Linked DNA regions of Mus musculus: region 2 is linked to region 1. The links are chromatin contacts, found by POLR2A ChIA-PET in ENCODE. All regions are on one chromosome and are shown on one strand. The core of a region is the stretch at or near the end of the contact, and the rest is flanking DNA. Distances in the headings are between cores, read along the strand shown. Region 1 holds the start of Usp36 (ubiquitin specific peptidase 36). Region 2 holds the start of Cant1 (calcium activated nucleotidase 1).

The links. ChIA-PET counts read pairs that join two places held with the same protein, here RNA polymerase II (POLR2A).
Region 2: POLR2A ChIA-PET joins it to region 1 with 15 read pairs in Patski. The contact joins the promoter of Cant1 here to the promoter of Usp36 in region 1. POLR2A ChIA-PET finds 5 or more read pairs at or near these places in 2 of 5 experiments (Patski and embryonic stem cell).

Annotation. Positions count from the first base shown.
Region 1 is chr11:118,286,773-118,294,686 of GRCm38, reverse strand. Usp36 (ubiquitin specific peptidase 36) reads left to right here and starts at 4,443. Exons shown (of 21, transcript NM_001033528.1): 1 at 4,443-4,730; 2 at 6,921-7,020.
Region 2 is chr11:118,415,960-118,423,873 of GRCm38, reverse strand. It overlaps Cant1 (calcium activated nucleotidase 1), which reads left to right and starts at 4,756. Exons shown (of 5, transcript NM_001025617.2): 1 at 4,756-4,944; 2 at 6,220-6,300. It overlaps Gm35598 (a long non-coding RNA gene), which reads left to right. Exons shown (of 3, transcript XR_880340.2): 2 at 1,061-1,181; 3 at 1,483-1,713.

The DNA of each region.
Region 1 (7,914 bases), core at 3,194-5,693:
ACACAAAGCCACACCTCCAAATCCTTCCCAAAGAGTTCCACCAACCGGGTGGCGATGTGGCTTTCAAGTATGTGGGCTCATGGAGGGCATTCATATTCAAATCGCCATAGGGGATGTTAGATTTTGCTTTTTTTTTCATTTATTTTGGTGTGGTGTGGAGTGGTGTGGTATGTGTGCGTGTGCACGTGCACACATGCACTCACCTGTGAAGGCCAGAGGTTGACATCAGGGTGTCTTTCTCAGTTGTTTCTCTATCTTATATTTTGAAGCCAGGGATCTCTCTGAACCTGGGGCTTGCATTTCAGTTAGACTGGCTGACATTAGGAACACCTGGGATCTTATCCCCTCCCCAGTGCTGTGGTTACAGACATGTTCCACAGAATCTAGCTTTTATATGGGTGTTTGAGATCTACAGTCAGGTTCTCATGCTGACCCAACAGGGACTTTACCCATGGAGCCATTGCCCCAGTTCCTGTCGTGGTGTTTGAAGACATCTTCCAACATGCAAGGGCCATGATTTGGAGGGAGGGAGTGGGTCCACTTTGCACTGACTTTCAAGGCAGGGAGCAGACTAAGTAACTTTTGGGCAACATTACTACTCTATCAATACATCTTTTTTTCAAGTTAAATCTAATTCTATAAATTTAGAATATAGATATAAAACAAATGTGTCCCTCTGGGGAGGGTGGCTCGCATCTTTAATCCCAGCAGGCAAATCTCTGTGAGTCCGAGGCCAGCCTGGTCTGCAGAGCAAGTTCGAGGACAGCCAGGACCACACAGTGAGAAAAACAACCGTGAAGCTTGTTCCTTCCTTTACAGCATCTCTCCTGGGCTCTCTTTTATGATTCAAAGATAGTTCAGTTGTCTCATCTAAAAATATCTTGCTTTGAATTTTGTCTCTTCCAAAACATTTATCTACAGTGTTCCTGAAACATGCTATTTCCAGAGACACGATGGCCTCTGGCTCTTGCAAGTCATGGTAGGGACAGACAAGATGTCCACAGGATATTCCAAACGAATGGCAGGGAAGTAAGGAATCCAGGGAGACTTCTACAAGTGGGCAGTGCCTGAGCCAAGGGTTGAGAGGCAGGTGGGAAAGGGAATTCCTTGCCAAAGACCTGCTTGATCCTAGAGCAGGGGTGTCTGTTTGGGGCAGAGATGGAGAGTTTGGATTTGGCTGTGAGGAGTCCAGAATTTAGTGTCTTGAGGCTGAAGTCAACTTGCAAAGCAGGAGGCAGCTGAGAGGCTCTCTCAGCTTCTCGGTCAGCAACGGAGGCAGGGAGCAGTTTCAGTCAGGGGGGCCATGCAGTCAAGGGTAAGCTATAAACGTTAACATGGATTGGGTCTCATGTAGACCAGGCTAGTGTTGGATTCACTATGTAGCTGAGGGTGAGCCTGAGCTCCTGATTCTCCTGCCTCGACCTGAAGACATCTGCTACCGCCACCCCGTGCTTAAATATGGGGTTCTGTTTGGCACCTGAGCAATGTGTTTGGCAGTTCTACTAATATTGGTGAACTTGGTGAGGAACTTTTCTGTCTTTATTTTTATTTCATGTGTATGGGTACTTTGCCTGCATGTATGTCTGTGTACCAGTATTGCACGGCTGATGTTGCAGAGACCAGAAGGATGCCCTGGAAATGGAGTTACAGTTCTTAGCTGCCATCTAATGGTGCTTGGAATTGAACCCAGGTCTTCTGCAAGAGCCATCTCTCCAGTCCCAGGCAAGGAGGGATCCTTAAGCAACTGTCCTTGCCCCTCCCCCCAATACTCGATTACTGTTGGTGGTGGCAGGTGGGCCATCTGTTTTAATTTATTTTAATCCTGATTGACAGTGAAGTGGCTCCCATTTGTATCCTTGGCTGTCTGCGCACACCATTCTTCAAGGACGACGAGATGAGAGTTGGTGACTGGAGGTCTTGCCTGCCTCTTTACAAGTGTATACTACACATGCAGAAGAAACTGCAAGTAACCAAATTGATGTTATAGAGGATTTACTGATAGATTCGCTCCGGATGCATTGTGTAGAATCTAGCCTGTGCTGCCTCCAAAACATTCCAAAGATAAGTAGTGTGTAACCTGGCTTACTAAGAAATAAGCAAAACCAACTAAGCCAGGATGTAAACGTTTACCTGGATTGATCTGTCATCAGACCCACCCCCAAAGAACATGCTTTTATCAGGAAGCTCAAGGGGGCAGTGCAGGGTCACAGCTGCCACTAAGACATGGTCTAGCATTAAGTTCCCTGGGTTATTAGGAAAAGCACAATTCTGCCAGGTGGGCAAGATGAAGCTGGTAACAACTATTTGAAAGACAACAGTGATGTACTTAATAAATAATCCTAGCCAAGTACTAGTGGTGCACACCGTTAATCCTCGCACTGGGGAGGCTAAGGCAGGTGGATCTCTGAGTTCCGGGCCAGCCTGGGCTACAGAATGAGTACCAGGACAGCCAAGGCTACATATGAAAACCCAGTCTCAAGAAAACTAAAACAAAAGGAAGGAAGGGAGGGAGGGAGGAAGGAAAGAAAGAAGAAAAGAAAGAAAGAATCCTTACAATATCTTTGCTGAATGAATCTGCCATCTGCCCAAATGGTCAGAGTTAAGTTTTCCATCTCTATTTAAATTATTCAATATGTAATCTGGGATCTGGACCTAAAAGAGATTTACAAGTGTCAAGTATGCACAATGCACAAGCCTACCTTGTCTATGAGTTAATAAGACCTTCTTCTGTTTGAGGCTGGCTCTTCCCTGGGCATTGGCCACATCCAGTTGCATGTAAAAGTATGTTCTTTACAGATCTCGAAGTGTGCAGAGTGATTTCTCACTGAGAAGGGATTACATTTCTATAACACCACTGCACTAGGGGGTTGGGGGGCATCTGGGGATTGCATTTATTTATTTATTTATTTATTTATTTATTTTGAGACAGGGCTTCTCTGTGTATCCTTGGCTCTCTGGAACTCACTCTGTAGACCAGGCTGGCCTTGAATTTAGAGATCTGCCTGCCTCTGCCTCCTGAGTGGGATTAAAGGTGTGTGCCACTATCGCCCAGCCTGGGGACTAAATTTATTACCTGCCAACTGAGCTACTGACTCTGAATTTTATTTTATTTTTTTGTCCCCACAGATCAAGCCTCCAAGTAAGAGAAATTTGCAAAGTAACAGGCTAATTAGAACAACATCTGGATTAAAAACCTAGGTCTTATGCCAGGTGCCAGCTCCCACACAGGAAGCGTGCTAAAACAGTGAATTTCCCAGGAACTGTATCAGGCTCGGGACAGCAAAAGCAGTAATTCATTGTAGCCAGCCTAGAACAGTGGGTTTATAGAGCCAGCTCCAGCCAGACACAAAGAGTGGTCAGAGAACAAAGAAGTCGGTCTAAATAAAGAGGGAGGATTCTGGGACTGGAACTCAATAGTTAATAGCCCCTACTTCTCTTACAGAGTACCAGAGTTTGGTTCCCAGCCCTCACACTGGGAGCTCACAACTTAGAGCTGCCTGTAATTCCAGTTCTAAGAGAGGATGAGACACCAGTGGCCTCCACAGGCACCTACACTCAGATATTCTTCCCCTATACGTATGTAATTCAAAATCTTTTTAAAACTAAGAGAACTTTTTTTTTCTAATTTAGGTCATATGTGTCTGCCACATGTAGAGTTACATGAGATTTTGAACCACCACTGTATGGGTGCTGGGAAGTCCTTGGAAAGAACGACAAGCCATCTTAACCTCTGAGCCATCTTTCTAGCTCTAAAAGGGACATTGGTATAGGCTAACAGGATTTGGTCTTTGCCATTACTACCCCATCAGCCCCCACTCCCACCCCCTTTTTTAAAGACAAGGTTCTGCTACGTGGTCCAGAAGACATTCTCCAATGATCCTCCAGCCTTGGCCACTTAAGTTAAGCGGTGGAGTGGCTATAGCCAGCATCTCAAGGATCCCAGAGATGACGTTTAAGTTCTGATCATCCCCCACCCCCTCCACTCCTCAGAGTTGCAGAAACTGCTTTCTTGTGCCACAGCGCCTGTTTCATGCAGTGATGGATGGAACCCAGGGCCTCATTCCATGCCCGGCTTGCTAGGGTTTTTTTTGTTTTTTTGTTTTTTTTCAAAAGGACGCCTGCAGGTAAGAACTAACGAACGGTGAATCTTCAAAGCCTCGGTGGCTTGCACTGAACGTGAGCCCTGAGCTCCTCGCCGCAGCACACTGGGCCTGCGCACTGGCAATGTCAGGCACGCAAGCGGAAGTGACGCCACTCGCGTACACCGCGGGAACCACGCCAAGCCGCAGCAGGGTCTCTGGACTCCGGGACGCTTCCGGAGCTTTTAGCTCTACGCGCTTGCGTCATCGCGTAGACTGGCAGGCCTGCGGGGCGGAGGGGTGACGTGTGCGTCGCGAATAGCAGAGAAGGGAGGGTCCAGGGAGACAAGTCGCCGTTAGCTCCGCCTCTTAAGGCGAACGTGCCCTTCACGCGGACTCAGGGAGCACATTGCAGTGCGGCTCCTTTAAACGTCGTGGTGACACGTGTGTGAGGCTCTGGAGGCCCGGATGGTGCGCATGCTGGCCCGGCCCGGATCGGACGCTGGTGCTGCGCGGGCCTTCCGCGGGTTCCCGAGAGGCCTAGGAGGTCGAGGTCGGGCGCGGCGGAGCGCAGGAGCTTCCGCGGGGCTTGGGACGAGGAGGGTGCGCGTTCTACCCGCGGGTTTTGGGGACTCCAGCGAAGGCTGACAGGTGCGTGCGTGGCCGGCGAGGGCACCGGGGAACGCAGAAAGAACATCGGACGCAAGGGACAGGGATCGCCGGGAAGGACAGGGCGTGAGAGGGGCGTAGGGCAACACTGGAGAAGGTTGGGGTGCGAGGGACTTGGAGGAACAAGGGATGCCAGGGACTCCGAGGAAGGGACAGGTGATGTGAGGGGTGCCTGTAAACCCTAGCGTAGCCAGGGAATTGCATCAGTCTTCATCCCAGGGAGCTTCTGGAACGTGAGGTCGCTGGGATCGCGGTTGTTCTCTCAGAGCGGGTTTTCCTTTGAAGGTTCCCGGAGCTGGAAATCTTAGGGTGGAGGTATAGCTGTAGTCCATTTTATAGACTAGGGCAGGGTCAGATCCTTAACACGGATCCACACCGAAATGTAATAGCAGGATAGCATTCTAACCAAAATGCCCATTGCTTATGGTGTGTGATTGTGTGTGCGCGCGCGAGCCTGCCTGCGTCTGTGGCGTGACCCTTGGTGATGGAGATGGTGGAATAGCATCCTAAGACAGGGAGGCACCTTGGATGCCTGAGGATGCCAAAGAGCATGTAGTTCAACTGTTCCCTGACTTGGAATGCTCTGCGGTGGGATGCCTTGGAGGCCCCAGCTCTGTCTTCGCCAGCATGTAAGTGACCCTGAGAATCTGACTTGAGTATTTCTTGGAAAACAGCTTAAAGAGCTGAAGGAAATGCTTTGTTTAAATGACATCTGTCAGAAGGGAGGAGCCAGGCTTGAGTTCCGAATTAGATATGTAAATTGGGCGTGCAGAGTATCCTAGTCCTTGAGAGACCTGGGTCGAGGAAGCATCCCGGTTGGCCTGAGAGTCACACGTGCTGCGTGTGCATGTTAGAGGGTTTGCTGGGAACTACACGAACATTTTTCTCGCTCCTACATCACATAGCCGTATCTTCCAGGTAGAATGATAGACACTTTTTTCCTGCTATAGCTTCAAAAATGATCTTGGCTGAGTAGCCTGCCTTGGTCCTAAGGCCCTTGTGGCAAATGCCTTTGGGTTAGTGTTCCCATTTGCTCATCCCTGAACCATGTTGGGCCAGGACAAAGTTCTCACCTCCCCGTAGGGAGGCATGTGTGGTTTTGAAAATGATGTTTGTGTGGTGGGGATTTTCAGAAGCCAGGCCACCTCCCATCTGCATTCTGTTGGGGGTGGGGGCGTTGGTTAGATGGAGTTCTGAGGCATTCTGCAAGGCAACCTGGGAATGAAGAGGTGAACCAAGATTGGTCAGGCAGTTGTCTTAAGCCCTTGATGGTGGCATTGTGCTGATTGTACCATCCTTTGCATCTGTGTGTGTTTGAATGGACGGAAAACACTTAACTTTTTGGGGCCAGCCGGGAGTGATGGGGCCAGCCGGGAGTGGTGGTGCACACCTTTAATCCCAGCACTCGGGAGGAAGAGGCAGGCGGACTTCTGAGTTCCAGGACAGCCAGGGCTACACAGAGAAACCCTGTCTCGAAAAACCAAAAAAGAAAAAGAAAAAGAAAAAAAAAAACCTTTATGGGGCCAAGTTGACGGTGGTGGGAATTGAAGAAAATGTTTATAGTTAGAAAATTAGGATTTCACATATTTAAAAAAAAAAAACAAACAAAAAACACCTTCCTGGTTAATGAAAGGGGGGAAAAAGTTTGAGGTTTTTACCTATTCTTCTCCACTTGTAACTTTGGACATGTTATTCAGATTGAAGTTGCCCTGTGTGTATGTATGTGTGTGTGTGTGTGTGTGTGTGTGTGTGTTTGTGTATAGTGTGAGGATTGTGATGTAGAACAGAGGGTGGTGTGTTCACGTCATAACTACAGTGATCTGTGAGCACTGTGTCCTCTGGACTCATTGTGAATTCAGCATGAAGAGGGATTTTTTTGTTTTTAAAGACAAAGTCTCACTACAGAGCCCAGGCTGGCCTTGAATGCTTGATCCTCCTGTCGCAGCTTCTTGAATGTTGGGATTAGAGGCAAGCATCTCTGTGCCTTGCTACCTTTAACCTTGATGATAACCTGGTTTTTTTCCTGGCACAAGGTCACAGTTCACACAAGAAAGCCACTAAAGAGACAGCGGGAGAAGCCACTCACAGGTGACAGTCTCGTTCTTCACCCTCCAGGTGCTGGCCTGTTCTGGACTCTACACTTGGCGGTGTTGGTGACCGAGCAGGCTGAAGTCCAGGGGAGCGCCTTCCCGGTCAGTTCCGTTCCTCCCTTGAGAACCTGGTTCCCTTACCTGCTGCAGAGAGAAGCAGCAGCCAGGCACGGGCACCCCAGGTAAGCCCGGAGGTATCCTTGTCTCTTTATTTTTTTCCAGGGACCAGACTCTGGCAATGACTGTTCTGTGAGTAAAAGTCTTGATAAGTCCCCATCACAGAAGGCTTTGCCATTCTTGGGTCAGGGGACTGGTGCTTAATTTCTTTGTTTTTGTTTATTTTGGGGTAGAGAAATCTCAGCTACCTGTGTACCTGATTCTTGGATAGTCAGGGTTGTGGATATCATTTGTCTGATGTAAGCCAGCAGTTTCAGGAAATGTATTTTTCTAACTGTGACTCAAACAGGTAACGGTAGCCAGATGGGTTGAGAGTTGGGAGGTGGACAGGATGGGGATGCAGGTGTGGCTGTTAAGTGATGAGGGAGCATCTCTTTGTTACAGTTTCTGTGCTGTTGTCCTGGGAAACTGTGCTTCTGTTAGGGCCTGCAGGCATCCTGGCTGACGGGTCAATCGCTATAGCCACCTTCCCAGCTATGTCCCTGAAGCTGTAGCTTAAAGGGGGCGGGGGGGGGGGCACAGGCCTACAACCTTGAAGCCTAAGTCCCTGCTGCCCACTTAGCCTTTCTTCTCGATATCTTCACTCAAGTTGAAAGAGAGACTGACTGGGTGTGTGTCTATCTAGATCTGGGTCTGTGTGTGCTGTGTGTGGTTTTTGTGTATGTTTGATTGAGTTGTGGTTATACTCTGTAGCCCAGGCTGGCCTGGAATTTGCAGCAGCCTCTCAGGTGCAGGGAGTAAGGCAGCATTGAGTAGCCGTGCCCCCAGCTGAGAGAGACAGTCTCTATATGAACTGCCTGGAAGAAACAGTGGCCAAGTGCAAGGTCAATGTTCACAGCAGCTACGTGAGAAAAATGAAAGGGTAAAATTGATTTTTACATTTTATTTGAACCAATATA
Region 2 (7,914 bases), core at 3,507-6,006, 130 kb before region 1:
TGGGGGAACCGCTCAGAGATCCACAGAAGTTGCTGAAACGGGAAAGGAAACCTGGCATCCAGACTAGTCCTGGCCACGGGCCCGAGCTCATGGCTCCTGTCGGGCGCTGCCTGTTTTCTGGGAGGCCTAGGCAGGTGGAGCTCAGGATTGGCAGCTTAAGGGCTGGTACAGGACCTCACAGCTGGAAGGAAAGAAATGTAAGTAAGGACTGTCCCTCTGCAAGGTCAGCACACTCGGGCCGTGGCCGTTCACGCGCCTCTTGATGTTCATTCAGCCATTTAACCTCCCCGTGCCTCAGTTTCTCTGTCTCTACTAGCTCCCTCCGTTTTGGTAAAACATGTCAGTTCACACAGAGGCTTGAAACGACCCTGATGTAATTATCTTAACCTGATAAATAAAGTGACATCGCCCCCTGGTGGAAGGCACAGTCCTAAGCGCTTAACTAGGAGGAGCTGTGAGAGATTGAAAGAAGGGATGGCCAGAGTGACAACCGACCATTATACAGAGCAACAGGAACAAAGTGTGCTGAAAGGCTGTGTGTAAGGGGCAGAGGAAGCCCTGATTGAGTGGAGGCCTGAGTGGAGGTGTACTGTTGACATGGGCATGGCTGTCAGGGACCCCAAGGCCCAGACCCATCCTGACGTCCAAGTGCAAGTGTTTGACAAGTGCATACAGAAACTAGCAGCCGCTGCTTCCTTCTGCAGAGACGGCTGGCCTACAGACTCCTCCCACAGAGACTAGGTAACGTGTCCCTGTGCTGTAGCTAACAAACATACTTGAGGTCCTGGCTTGATGTAGTTATTGATTCCATTCCATCTGAGTGCACACAGCACACGAGCTTTTCTGTATGTGTGTCTGTGTCTGTCCTTTCTTCATGTCCTCACTACCTCTAGTCCAAGGTGTTCTGAATGTGGCAGAGATGCTGGGGCACAGACCATGATACCTCAAGGAATGGTGTGAAGTCCTCCGGGCTGAATGAGGAGCGACGGAGAGACCCTTAGAAGCAAAACCTCTCTCAACCTTCTTCAGCTCTCCTGTCTCTACTCCTCTTTCCCCATAGAAAGTAGAACCCCTGTCCCAGAAATCCTGCCACGAAATCCAGAAACAACATAGAAGCTTTCCCACCTCTCTGTGCAGAAGCTGGCTATCGAAGAAGTTCTCCGACCTACAAAGTACAGAGAGTGAGTGGCTGTTAGGTACTCAGCCTTAGATGGGCGATCTGTTTCAACCGCACTCCACACAAAGCTCAGGGAATTGTGGAAGAGGAGGTGGAGAATGGGAGGAGTGCCGCTGTAAGCTGCTGTCTTCTCGATAGGGCACGACAGTTATGGTTACCCACAGGATCAATCTGGGAAGGTCAGTCGACTTCCCAGCAGGTAGCACTAAGAGGAGGGGGGAGCTGGAAGTGAATATGATCAAGATACATTGTAGACATGTATGACATTGTCAAGCAATGCATAAAACATTCTTTTTTTTTTTAAGGCTTTTTTTTTCTGTAGGACTGAAGAGATAGCCCAGGAGTTACGAGCACTTGCTAAACCTGCAGAGGACCCAGGTTGGATTCCCAGTGCCCACATGGAGACTCACAGCCATCCGTAGTTCGAGTTCCATGGGATCCTACTCCCGCTTCGACCTCCATGCACCAGTCAAGCACACGGTGAATATGCATAAGGGCAAAACAATCAGACACAAAACCAAAGGAAGAAGTTGTTCTTTAAAAATATATATATATTTATTTTATTTACATGAGTACACTGTAACTATCTTCAAACACACCAGAAGGAGGCACTAGATCCCATTACAGATGGTTGTGAGCCACCATGTGGTTGCTAGGAATTGAACTCAGGATCTCTGGAAGAACAGTCAGTGCTCTTAACCACTGAGCCATCTCTCCAGCCCCCAGAAGTCTTTCTTAAAAGAGGAAGTTTACATATTTTTGAAAAGTCTTCTGACCCATCTTGTTTGGTGATATCCCACATGAACTTCAAGCCAGAAGGAGTCTTGTTCCCCACCTGGCCAATGTTGCTGCAAAGGGCCAAGGAGACACCAAGCAAACATTCCTGCCAGTTCCTCCCACTAGATCCTCTCACCAGCCCCCTACCCCCCCCCCGCCACTAAGTCCTCCCAGTGGGTCCTCCCATCAGATCCTCCCATTAGGTCCTCCCACTAGGTCCCCCACTAAATCCTCCCACTAGGTCCCCCACTAAATCCTCCCACTAGATCCTCCCACTAGGTCCTCCCACTAGATCCTCCCACTCATCCTAATCCCATTAGGTCACATTCCTTTTGTCCAATCATGTTTATATATGCAGTTCCTTCTTCATCAAATCCAAGCATTAAAATAATGTTCCCAGGCTAGAGCTGGAGTTCAACTGGTAGAATGTGTGCTGAGCATGCCAAAGCCCTGGGCGCCATCCTCCAGCCATTCACCACACAGACCAGGTGTGATGGTGCACACCTGTAATCCCAGACACTCGGAAGGTTGGAGTATCAGTTCTGGGGTCATCCTCAGATGTATAGCTAGTTTGAAGACAGCTTGAGCCACGTGTTTCCCGGGATTCTCTGGATTTTGAAGGTTCTCATTTCTTAAACAGAGATTTTGTGAATATGATGTGCTATTCTCTCGCTGCCTGCATTTTGTTACTAGAGTGTAGGCTACTCCATGGAGGGTGAGGAAGTTCAGGTACTTTTCCGATCCTGTGGCAGCTATGACAGCGTCTCCCATAATGCAAAGAAGAATGCAGATCTTCTGGCTTTTCTTAGCCATGGAGCCACTGCAGACTGCTGCTCTGGAGGACATGTACTCACTCCTGCATGAACACGTACTTTGGGCCAGTAGGTTTTCTTCTAGGAATTTATCCTAGGTACATTTTATAGTTGTGCTTTAATAACACAAGGATATTCCCTGAAGTATTGTTGAAATGTGAGATTTTAGGTATTCCAAAAGAATGTTTTAGGGTGGAATTAAATAGCTTCCCTATGGTCTTGGGTAGAAGACTGTATATGGTAAAAAACCTCATTGGTCTCCTGACTCTACAGGAGTAATTCTATTCAAGGTCCCTAAAGGTCAGTTGCTGGGTAGTTGCAGGACTGTGTCATTCAACTTCTGAAGCTTGCAACGAGATGATGAGAAAGAAGTGTTGAAGCTGGTAACAAAAGTATCAATGCAACCCAACATCTCCTAAACAGACCTGTGTGCCTATGGAAACATCATTCGGATAAGGTTAGTATTGCACAATAGCAATACGGAAGGGATGGATTTCTTCTTAAAGAGATATTACCATAGCTACAAAAGAATTGCACACCGTCTAAAAGATATGACAGGGCTGAGAAGAAAACTCAGCTGGCAAAGTGATAGACTTGCAAGCACAGAGGTGAATCCACTGCCCAGAAATCATGTTACGAAAATGATGGGTGTGGTGTTGCAATCCTGGTGCAAGGGGTACTAGAGCTTCCTGGGACTCACTGGGGCTCAGTGGCCAGCCAGGCTAGCCTACTCAGCCAGTTCCAGGCCATCCAGAAACCGAGGTTGTCCTCTGGCCTCTAGGGGAACGCAAGTGCACCTGTGAATATATAAACCCACACAGATGCGTGTTCTCTCTCTCTCTCTCTCTCTCTCTCTCTCTCTCTCTCTCTCTCTCTCTCTCTGTGTGTGTGTGTATGTGTGTGTGTGTGTGTGCGCGCGCGCGCGCGCGCGCCCCTGGAACACCGACTCTGCCATCTCTCATAAAGGTTAAGCTGGGCAGAACTGAGCAATGTATTATTTAGAGTTGCACAGCTATGTGTTGTCTGCAAAGGAAGGCTTGAGAAAGATGAGCACAGTATTCGGGACCATGCCTCCCGTTGCAGGTGTAAGGAGAGGAGCTGGGAATTGGAAGGAATACCTAGAGTGCTTTAAAAATCCTACGAGCAATCTGCTATTCCGAGTGGAGAAGCTGTAACAAATAGAAGGTGGCTGATTGGGACTTGGTTTGGTCTGACACGAACATCAGAGAATTCAAGAAAGATGGCCTGCCAACCCAAGCACAGAAGAGGGAACCCAGCACATTTCTATTTTTCACATGTAATTTAGTATATATTCTAACGTTAGTTAGTGTATGTCCCAGAGGACAAAAAGGGGTGGAAGAAAGGGTTGTTTTTCACCGTGTTGGGTTACATATTTTGAATTCGTCCCAACTGTGCATCGGTTACTTCCCAGAAGGCTTTTGGGAGACTCAGGGATGAGGCTGAAGTCAGGAGGCAGGGCTGACTCTCTCCATGGTTGATGAGGGCCTCTTAAAGTCCTTACATGCCACCACTGTCTAGGACTGAGCCGGTATCACACAGCACAGAGCTCAGGGCAAGGCAGGCTGGGAAAAGATGAACCGGGGTCCTCCGTTTGTAAGGGCTATTGACTACAGTCGGCGGCGGGAACACACCACCATCCTCTGGTCCTGCTGTGGAATCTGGTCAGCATTGGCTATGACCAGCTGGAACTGCTCAGAAGAGGGTCTGAGGACTAGGGCGGCAGAGAGGAGTCCTAACTTCTAAACTTCCTGAGACGAAGGTCGGGGGGACCAGGCAAAGAACCCTGAAGCTTAACTGGGGAACGACAGACAACTCCTTTGCTGGATTTCCGCGCCTCAATTACAAGCTCAAGCGAAAAACTACGATTCCCAGCAGCCCGGCGCTCAGTGCGCAGGCGCAGAGCAGAGACTGGGTGGGCGAGTAGAGGAAGACACATAGAGCAAAGGCTGCCGGGAAGACGTGGCTGTAGGCAACCGAGAGTGCGGCGCAGGAAGACACTTAGAGCAGAGGCTGCCGGGAGCGCGCGGCCAGAGTGAGGCGCAGGCGCAGAACAGAGACTGCCGGGAGCGCGCGGCGGGGCGGAAGTGGCCGCCTGCCCTGTCCGGCCCTACGCAGGTAGGCGGCAGCCCGCAGGCTCCGGAGCCAGGCCCTCAGTGGGTGAGTGACGGTGCGCCCGCGGCCGGGTGCCCTCCCTCGCTGTGTTCTGGGGCCTGTTGCCACCCGCATCCGTCCGGCCCGGCCCCAGGCACCTCAAACTCCCCCCCGCAGCTAGGCTGTGACGGGTGCCGGACAGACAGACGTCTTTCCCCCTCTGGCTTGTGTGGGAGACCTCCCCTTTCTGATGAGGGTGCCGTGCTGAAGTAGTGCGAAACTTCTTCCTCTTCTGACTAGCATGCTTCAAATGCCCCTAGCGACAGTACCTTCCCTCCCTCCCTGCCTGGCCTGGGCACGGGCTCTCCAGTTTGGCACTTGATCACCTCTCTAACAGACCCACCTACGCACCCCATCCTCACCTGTAACCGCCCACTTCCTTGCTCCTGTCCTGGCTCTTCTTGCTGTCATCTAAGATTGGACCTTCCCCCTAGGCAGCATAGTGCACTATCCTTTTTTACTACCCGACTACCGACACCCCCTGCTTCTTCTGCACACCCCCTAGTCCCTTTCTGCACATACAACCCTAATCTCGGCTAGACTCTCCCAGCCTCGAAGTCGGGCATCACCTGGTCCATCCTTACAGAGCTTCCTGCCCCTAGCACCTGTGACATTCATACGCCTCCAGTAAACCCAAGCACCTTTCTGCAGTCACTCGGGAGTGCCTCAGTAACCAGCTTCATTTCCCAGTTCCATCTCAGGTCTATATACTGGACAAAGCTTAGACCTGGGAACCTGGTCTCACGGTGTCAGTGGGGCCTGACTGACTAGATCTTACAAGCTCCCAAGACTGTCCTGCATGTACTGCAGACCCTGCCTTGGGAACTCCTTCTCCCTGCCCCTCTGGGGCTTGTCTGAGGACCATCCTTCTGGACTGGGCTACAGGCCCTCCTTTGAGCTGCTCCCTAGACCTCGGCCTAGCAGTCTTGCTGGAACCCGTGAGCACAGCCTACTTCCTTCTGGATAAGACAAGGGATCTCTGTCACATAGAGCCCAGAGCGTCTTTGCTTGGCTAGAGACAGAATTCTGTGTGCTTTCTTGCTTTCTTTGTTCCATTTGACCTGTTATAAAAAAGTAAATGCTTCTTGCAACTGAATGGACCATGTACTGTGACCATATTGTCCCTCAGTCCCCTTTACCACGTAATATGCACCAGTGTGTCCAGGAATGCATGACATCCTCTGCCTGCTGAGCAGCGGGGACAGGAGGAGAGGTCTAGAGAGTGGAAGAGGCAGGTGTCCCGTTGCCACCCACCTGACTGTGGCATGTGTGCCCATGAAGCTCCCACAGATACGTGCGACCCTGTCACCTGAGCCTTGGAACATCCTTCGCAGTGTGGCTGTCTTCGCCGTGGCCATACAGGTAGGTGTTCCAGTGCGTGTTAGTATCTGTCCTTTGAGGACAGTGGATGGCAGTCCACACTCCTTCCCCTCTCTGTCAAGAGGCATGAAAATACCTATTAGAAGCCAGTGAGTGTTGAGAATTTCTGGAAAGCTTGTCTTAAATGCCAACACTGAAGGAATTAAAACCTTGTATACTGACTTTAAAGACTTTATATTGGCTTTTCTTTTCATCAACACAAGACAGATTGTCTAGGAAAAATTAATAATAACCCTGATCCTAGAGAAGTCCACATGCAATGAAATAGAAACTCAAGGCAGCTCCCGTGCATTGAGAGTGAGCAATTGTGAGCAGTAAAGTGCAGGTGAGCGTGAGCTGAGAGCCATCAGGGTGGTTCTGAGGGTCTTGCCTTGTCCCCCAGCCAGCACAGGGCGGGGGCGGGGGAGCTCTGGGACAGTGTGGGCTGTGTCCAAGGGTGCAACTGTGTATTCTGGAATTGAGTTCTGGTCTGGGTTGGACTGGGATTGTCAAACCCCTGTGTTTTCAGGCATGCTGTGTTTGGGGTATCACTTTGACCTGGAGGGCAGCTCCTTTGCTAAGTCCCTCCCAGGGCACTGGGGATGCAGACTAAGCAGAAGCAGCAGCGTTGTGATGCCACAGATGCAAGCCGGGGAGGGTTCTGAAGCCTCTCTGCCCACACTGGGAAAGGACTGATGTGAACTGTAATGAGCCTCAAGACGCTCGTGTCTACCTCACCCCCTAGCCTGTGAGCGTGCTGCATTGCCCAGGGAAGTTAAGGCTGGAAATATCTCACCGGGAAACAGGGAGGGCTCCCAAGGGGCAATGTGATCTCAGGACCCTTAAAGCCACAGTGTGAGGCAGAAGAGCAAGAGGGAGTGACTGGCTCAGGCAAAGAGCTCCTGGTGCTCTCAGTACTGCTGGTTCTGAGCAGGGAGGAAGGAACCACAGGCAGGGACTGAGGCAGAGGCCATGGAGTGGGTCTTCCCCAAGACCCTGAGAAAGGAACCAGCCTTTGGGTGTTGCCCAGGGAGGCCAAGCCAAACTCCTGCAGGGCTGGGAAATAATAGTATGTGATGTTTCAGCTGCCCTGTCTACAGTAATTAGTTACAGCCCCATGACACTAACACACTCCTCCTGAGCAGTTGACTTAAACACGGGCTGAATAATTCAACTGTCCCAGTAGTACAAAGGTTGACTCAGTGTGTGTGTGACCCTGGGGTGTGGTGCAGATGTCGGAGATCCCGGAGCCACACTTGGCTGTGAGTCGGATCTGAGTGTGAGGAGGAGTGGCCTCTGTGGTCCTTAGAGCACACATTGGCTTTCTTCCTCATCTCCCTGGACCGTCCACTTGGTCTAAGTGGGGAATGGAATTCTTTGGTACAGTGCTGAGCTTGGCAAAAGCACAAAACCAGGAGCCAGATTCCACGTCACAGTGCCTAGCCTGTGGCTGTGCACGGGTCTGTGCCCCCTAAGGCCCTGCCATCAGAGGCTGCTGGGAAGCCTGGGCATCTGCCTACTTCTTCCCCAGCAGTCGGTGCTGGCCATGGGCTCTGCTGTACCGTGTGGTAAGGAAGCAAGCTTCAAATAGAACAGAGTAGACATCTGAGGCCTGTC